Linked DNA regions of Homo sapiens: regions 2 and 3 are each linked to region 1. A link is a loop called in an ENCODE intact Hi-C map of the cell type or tissue named here. Cell type or tissue: natural killer cell. All regions are shown on one strand.

Region 1 (2,500 bases):
TAGCTAGGATCAACACAGGCAAGGAGTTATTTCTATCTCCAGTAGGATTGACTATTTTAAATGATTTGCGGATTCAGCCATTTCATAGCAAACAAATCCCACATCACAAAAACCACCAGGGAAATTGCCACTAATGAGTATGCTTGTTAACGACCTTAGTAAAGAAGGCAAGAAGGCAGTGGCTGAAACGGCTGGGCCCCAGAACTGTGGTCTCCCCTCTGAAGCTGGCCTCACACCCTGAGGCTGAGGTTAGTGTGAGAAGACAGTGTGACCTCTCACTTCCTACGCACCTCCCTCCTGGAGAACCATCTCAGGACCTCAGGATTGGCCTCTGGATCTCACCAACTAGTGCCCATGACTTTCATGGGTGTAAAAATAAAATTATGGTGGTAAAGCTCATGGGGTCATCCCATCTACTAAGAATCTGAAAGACTGATGGGTCATGCTTTGTGGCCCAAAACCACAATCTAGTCTGATGGTTCCATTGCCTCTGCCATCTGATATGATATCACACGGAGGGAAGAGGCAGAGCCTAGGAATAAGGCAGCCTGGAGCCAGATTATGGAGGGCTCCATGCCAAAAATACTAAATATAGATTATTTCTGGACTCATAAACTTCCCATGCCAAGAAGTCATTTTCTCTGATGTTTGTGGGGGAAGCATGGACATGGTATTGAAGACACCAGTGATTTAGTTAAATCACAGGAAACTCCTATAATCCCTGTGCTACTAGAATTCCCAGCAATACGTTTATGTAAGTAACTATAACATGAGATAATAAAAAGCTACCTAGAGAGAAGAAGAAGAAGCCCAAAACTCTTCAAGTCTCTTTAGAAGCAAAGGAAGTACTTTTCTGATGCAAAGCTTCGTAGCAGATATAGTAACACTTTCCGTTTCCACTTTCTGAATTACTCATCTCACTATTTACCATCCCAGAGTTACCAAGGGTAACAGTGAGACAAAAATGTACCCCCACTGGGACTAAAAAGGAAGTCTGGGTTGTATTTCACACCTGCTCCCTCTCCTTCAGCTCTGCATTGGGTGACAGATGCAAAACTCCTTCAGATTTGACTAAAGGTAACCCACACTCCTGGAGTTTGAGTGAATACCCACAAGCCACAGGCTAAATATGTCAGAGGGAGTTTTATAGGGGTTCCCACAGCTTCCCCATTTCCTTCCAGCTAAGTAACATGGTGCCCAGGGTTCTTTTGGTGCAGTGCAGCTTGGAGATTTGATATACGCAAAGGGGTGCATCTGTTTCCAGAAGGGCATAGTTAGCTGCCATTGGCCATCATGCTCGACACAAACTACTCCGCGTTCACATCATCACAATTTACATTATCTTCTATATCATTTTCTGTGACACATTAAATTCCCCATGCAAAAGCCATTTTCCTATCTCTTTCCTTTGCTAGAAAAAGAAGTCAATAATGACCACATTGCTTAGTGCTTACAATAGTTTTATTGCTTTTGTACTAGGTTATGATAGACACTGCACAGACATTTTAATTCCATTTAACAAAAATAAAACAGAAATACAACTTTCAAAATGAAATTGAGTACTGGCTAGGCACAGTGACTCACGTGTGTAATCCCAACTCTTTGGGAGGTCAAGAGCAGGGAGTTCAAAACCGGCTTGGGCAACATAGTAAGACCCAATTTCTACAAAAATAGAAAATTAGCTTGGCATGGTGGCATGCTCCTACAGTCCTAGCTACTCAGGAGACTAAGGCAGGAGGATTCATTGAGCACAGATGTTCGAGGCTGCAGTGAGCAAGGATGGGACGTACTGTATTCCAGCCTGGGCAACAGAGCTAGACCCTGTCTCAAGAAAGAAAGACAAAGGGGGTGGGGGGAGGAAGGAAGGAGGGGAAGGAAGGAAAAAAGGAAGGAGGGAAGGAAGGGAGGGAGGGAGGGAACCAAGTACCAGTGCTGAGGACATGTAATATACTAAAAGAGCCTATAATGTGAATTTGAACTTTGTCTGCCACCTTGAAAAAGAGTAATAGAGAAGTCTTTTTTTTTTTTTTAACATATGCTGTGTCTCACAAGCCCTTCATCCAATGGGAAAACAGCAAGTGTGGAAAATTTAGAACACATCTAGTATTAGGGCATAGCCCAAGTTGCTGTAGCAAAGTTACACAAAACACAGTGCCTCAAGCAGAATGGAAAAATATTTCCTTTTAACAGAGGAGCACATAGGTTGTGGGTAAGGCAAGGCCAAGAAGCTGACTCTGCTCCATGAGGTCCTCCAGGGACCCAGGATCATCTTCTGTTTTTAAAAAAAATTAAATCTAATTTCTATAGAGCCAAATACACTTTTCCAAGTGTTTCCACTTGTTGCCCTAGCAACATTCCCTAGAATGTTGCTCTTATCTGCAGCACCTCCTCTTTATTCTGCCCCAAAGGAAGGGTAAAAGAGAGTACAGAGCAATCAGTTTCTTTTTAAAGGGTATTAGCAAGAAGTTGCAACTCACATCCCATTGGCCAGAATTTAATC
Region 2 (2,500 bases), 170 kb before region 1:
CAATGGGGCTTAATATATTTTAAATCAAGGCCATCCCAACTGATATGTATTTAGTCTATTTGTAGACATTTCAACAAATAGGCACGAAGAGTCTGATAGTGCCAGGCACTGTGGTGATGCTGGGTGTGCAATAGCCAACCGCATAGGCACAGCCTCTATCCATGCGGAGTTTAGTTTCTGTGGGTAAGTGAGTATGTACAAGAAGTGCCATGATGCAGTCAGAGGGGGAAGCCTTCCTGCCCAGCTGGAAAGCCTGTGGACGACACAATGCAATCTGACCTTTCCATCATCAGCCCAACCAGCCCCACTCCCATGCCCTCCCACACCTTCAGAAGAGAAATCTTTGTTCATTTCTTTTACTTCTCTGCACATCACATGCTATTGAGAAGCACTGAGACAGAGCACAATCAAAGAGGCAAAGCACTGGATTTCACTGAGACACCAAATCTGAAAACAGGAGAGGAGACAGCCCTTGCTGACCCCTTTCAGCCCCCACATTCAATGTGTCCACAAAGGTAGACAGTAAACAGGAAAACTCACCACCACCCTCACTGTGACCTACTATCTTGGAGGCCAGACTGGCAAATCTCCTATGCAAATAAAGCCTCTTTGCTGGATGTCTAAGGCAGGTTTTATTTGCAGAGCAACTGACCAAATCCTGGGGCTCTGATGAGAGCCCAGACCTTCCCGGACCTCTCCGCAGGACCCTGGGTCGTCCTGAGCGTGTCTGCTCATAGTGCTAGTCTGTCCAGGGGTGTTTGTCATCTGCTTCATTGTATGTCTGTTTGTCTGTTTGTCTTCTCTCCAAATCTTTAGCAATTCAACAATAAACACCAGAAACCTAACTCTACTCAAAACATTCACAAAGGCGCTGCAACCATGCTTAATGGCATTGAAGCGAAGGAAGTGGGGCTGGGGGAAACAGGGTGTTGGTGGGTGTTCCCAGTTCCTATGGTCACAGCCTTAGCCACAGCCTTGAAACACACAGTATCGGGTTCTCAGCTAGCCCCCTTGGCGGGGAGAGCTGGGAGTTTCTGACCTCCTTTGGGGTTAAGGCTGCTGGTCTCAGTCTGTGCGTAAGCGAGTGGTCACAGTCCTTAATTGCAAAGGGGAAGTGGTCAGAAAACACACTCTGTCCTGGCAAGATTGATAACTTGTAAGATACTTTGGAAGAATGCCAGAAAGTAACACTGAGGTTGTCTATGAAACTAAATATACATACATCACTTACAAGTTTGCTTATAATTTCCAACATGTTCTGAAAAGAAAAAGAAAGGAAGCAGAGGGAAAGGAATTAGAGGTAGAGTTCACAACAAAGCCAATAGAATTCTCTGCCATTTCCTTTTTTGAGTGAAGAGATCACTTTAAAATAATAACATCTAACAAATCCAACAATTACTATGTTCAGGGTCCTAGTCAATGCATTTTACATGTATTGACTAATTAATTAATCATAATAGTTTTAGACACCAGTCCTTTATTTAAAATAAATAAATACTCCCATTTTATGGATAATGAAACTGAAGTCCAGAAAGTTAAGTCATATATAGGATCCCTAAGATCTAGTAAGTACTGGAGCCAGGATTTGTTCCCAGGCAAATGACTCGAGGTTAACACTAAACAATTACACCCTGCTAAAAGGGCTGAATAATTTCTATCAAATTCAAAATGAATTATCCCATGGCAAAGGGACATAGGATTTGGATCATGCTGCTAATGAAGTTGTTGTTACCAAGATCAAGACACAAGGATCAAGAGCAGTTTTAAACTGGACACTGAGGCTCAGTGAGGCCCATAAGCTGGGAAGTATATTGCTTTGGCGCTACCTTCACATTTCTTATGAAGAAAGCAATCTAGAGAAAGTCAGTAAACTTTGACCATATGAAGTTTCCAGTTTGATCTCGAATGTTGTTTCTGTTTGGGGCCACCATGCTATCTGAGCTGTCATTTTGTTACCTGACTGAAGGTAAAGGAGTTATTGCCAGGGCATGCTGTAATATTCCTCCTGGAGTTCAAAGTAGTTAAGTCTAGAAATAAAATAAAACCTTATAAGCTAGTAGACAGTGAAATTGAGACCACAAAGCACACTTGGTGATCATATGCCCACACTTTGTCTTCCAGGAAAAACATGAGAAAGAGTGATTCTGTCTTTATGAGCTGGCTCTGCTTGAAATGAAAGTGAAGGGTGAGGCTCCCAGTCTCCACTTTTCATCTCTGAAGGCTGGTGAACTTTCTGGAGACTGCCTGGAAGCCTGCATTGGGGTGACCTACATACTGCGTTAAGTCCAACAACAGTTTATGGAGTATCCACTGTATGAAGAAGGCCATGCTAAATACTGTGCAGGACACAAAAATTGAAAAGACAAAGGCTGAGCCTTCCAAGAGCCCATCGGGCTAAGAGTCATAACTGTCTGCATTGGAAGTCTGGCTGGGAAACAAGTCCTGAGACTTTGAGTTAGAGGGGAAATAAATGAAGAGATGGGAGAAATGTCTGGGGATT
Region 3 (2,500 bases), 200 kb before region 1:
ACCTCTAGAACCTATGATGATCATGTTTAATTTTTTTAATCAACAGTTTCTTCTTTCTTAGTGATGCATGAAATAACAAAGTAGGCTGAAAATTGGTAACTTAGATTCGATAAAATACAGCAAATCTCAACTATCAGGGTGTTACAGACGTTTACCTTCATTAGCTGGCTTTATAAAACAGCTACATCTTCCTTCCTCTACCTCTGATGGTATTACAGACGTTCACCTTTGTTAGCTGGCTTTACAAAACAGCTACATCTTCCTACCTCTACCTCTGACACATGTCCTCTTTTTAAATAATTATATTACTATATGTGGATTTTTAAAAAATAAACTACATTAGAATTAAATTTAGAGGTAAGGGCTTTGAGAACTTCAAGAGTTACTCTGGAATGACCAGAGACCCAGGGAGTTGCAACACAGAGGCTGGGATGTAGAAGTGGATGCATGCATGCAGGTATATAACGTACACACAGGTTTTGCACTGGGGTCACTGTTTGTGTTCTACCCGGGTTTTGGTGGAGTCAGTGAGTAAAATAATTCTTGGGCTGCAGAATTCTCAAGTGGCTTTGTCCAGGAAAGTAAAACTGGCAGTTATTACAGTGTTTCCCAACTGGGGCTGTCGGTGTAAGAGAAGTCATTGGTCTTCTCTGTCCCTAACTCTTCTCTTGTCACTCAGCTCTCCCAGAAAATGAGAACACGGACACAGAATCTCCATCTCACATTGTTTCCTGCTCTGCCTACTTCACCACAGATGACAGCAAAGGACCAAGAGTTACAACTGCTTCTCATCAGAGCCCTGGATCAACAGATGTGGAATAAGGGGCCCTGCCATTACGAAGCCAAACAGAAAGGAAACAGCTACCAGAAAGTCCTGTGAACTGAGCGGATGGTTTTTAGGTCAGGGAATTCAAACTAGCATACTGACTCACAGACAGGCCACAGCCACCTTAGTCTTAAGGTGTGAATTTAAGTGTGAATTTAAATCCCTCCTCTTTAAAAGAAAAAAGAAAAGAAAGAAAAGAATATTTGCATGAACGTCCCTGATTGCCATAATCAATCACTACCAACTTCAAAATAATTCTGCTAATCTCTTTAAAGCATTCCCTGTAGCTCTTTTACAAATTATTAGAATAAAAAGAGCAGAGTCAACAGCACTTAGCCAGTTTTAATTTTCAGTATTGGTAGAGTCAGCAAGGGCCCTTGACTTATCAGCCTCGATGTGGACTTACCTTTTGCACAGCTCCTTGAAAGGCCTGTTTAATTCTCCTACATGAATCAGGTATTAATTTTGTATCTTGACTCTCCAGAGTTGTGTCTTGAAAATCTGCATTTTCATGGAGTCTCAAAATTCTATAAATGCAGTGAGTGCCATCTTCTGATATTCTATTAGGATCCATCTGAGGAGGAGAAACAGTAAGGACGTTAGAGTGCTTATCACTAGTCATCCTGCTATTTAATACAGTGTGACTTAAGAACAAAAAATTCATACTCGCAAGAGTCTTTATGTCCCCAACAATGAATAGTTAATACAATGAACCTCAAGATGGTGAAAACGTTGACTTCTAATTCATTTGAACGAGTAACTGACTATCATCCACAGGACAAGGCACAGTTAGTCCTGCGATGGGCTTTTAACAATGACAGAAGTGTATGTGCGTGATTCATGGGGGAAATTGTCAAACTTGTCTAACAACATGAAAGTGTTCATAGAGGGGAGGGGCACCAAGGAAATCACATGTGGTCACTGAAGGCAGAGGAAGCTTTTTGTCTTTAAATCAACTATATGCAACATGCTAGATGGGATTATGAGGCCCACTTTGAAATTCAGAGCATGAAACCTATATAAAACAGGCGAAATCAACATCATCTTTAACCACCATGTTGGCCTGGCCTTTTTTCCTTAATCAGCCAAAGAAGGGAGAGAAAAATCCACTTTTTTACCTCCAAACAAAACTTGAAGTCAGACGTGTCATCTGTCTTTTTTGTTGACCCTCTCATCAGTGTTTCTCAAGCTGGAATGGTATACCTGTCAGCGGGTGTTTGGGAATGGATGCAGGTGATATTTGGTGTCATCACGTTAGGGTGGGGAGGCTGCATGAACAGATATTACAGACGTGTGCTGGAGGGATGCTAAGATTCCTGTAATGTAAGGAATTGTCCCACCCAAAATATACCCATTGAGTAATTAGCTGATTGCCTGTTAAGAATAGGTGTCCAGCATTAGAATATCTTTAATCACTACTCTTTAAAATTGTCTGCCTGCTCCTTCCAAGCCTTTGTGGTGGTTTCAACTGTGAAGTAAAGGGTAACAATAATTAGCTATCATCTGTTTTAATAATGAGAATTTAACTTGTCCTCTTTGTTTGTTAAATATTCAAGGTACTTCACCTGCATTTTCTTATTAGCATGTACAAACTAAGCGAAAAAGAAAAGCTACGTGAGATTACAAAGCTCAGTCAAATTAATGACAAGTCTCTTTCTCTCTTTTAAAAATTAA

What was found. Peaks named below come from ENCODE experiments on the same cell type or tissue, not always from the same donor. Only the 100,000 strongest peaks of a DNase experiment are listed, where the experiment ranks them.
Region 2: it touches region 1 in a loop (8-fold over the local background); 4 of 110 quality-filtered maps call a loop at or near these places.
Region 3: a loop joins it to region 1, with 15 times the contacts of the local background. A loop is called at or near these places in 3 of 110 quality-filtered maps.

What each region holds. Positions count from the first base shown.
Region 1 is chr13:42,376,378-42,378,877 of GRCh38, reverse strand. No RefSeq gene overlaps it. Among named protein-coding and RNA genes, the nearest start is that of LINC02341, 47 kb to the left of the region's middle. RefSeq lists an enhancer at 790-869. In natural killer cell, no CTCF peak of the experiment used is centred here; DNase peaks (open chromatin) are centred at 287 and 987; H3K27ac peaks cover 1,652 bases.
Region 2 is chr13:42,547,455-42,549,954 of GRCh38, reverse strand. No RefSeq gene overlaps it. Among named protein-coding and RNA genes, the nearest start is that of TNFSF11, 25 kb to the left of the region's middle. RefSeq lists an enhancer at 555-604. In natural killer cell, no CTCF peak of the experiment used is centred here; a DNase peak (open chromatin) is centred at 984; H3K27ac peaks cover 1,918 bases.
Region 3 is chr13:42,580,026-42,582,525 of GRCh38, reverse strand. It overlaps TNFSF11 (TNF superfamily member 11), which reads right to left. Exons shown (of 5, transcript NM_003701.4): 2 at 1,233-1,400. Among named protein-coding and RNA genes, the nearest start is that of TNFSF11, 7.1 kb to the right of the region's middle. RefSeq lists an enhancer at 390-1,589. In natural killer cell, no CTCF peak of the experiment used is centred here; no DNase peak of the experiment used is centred here; H3K27ac peaks cover 1,206 bases.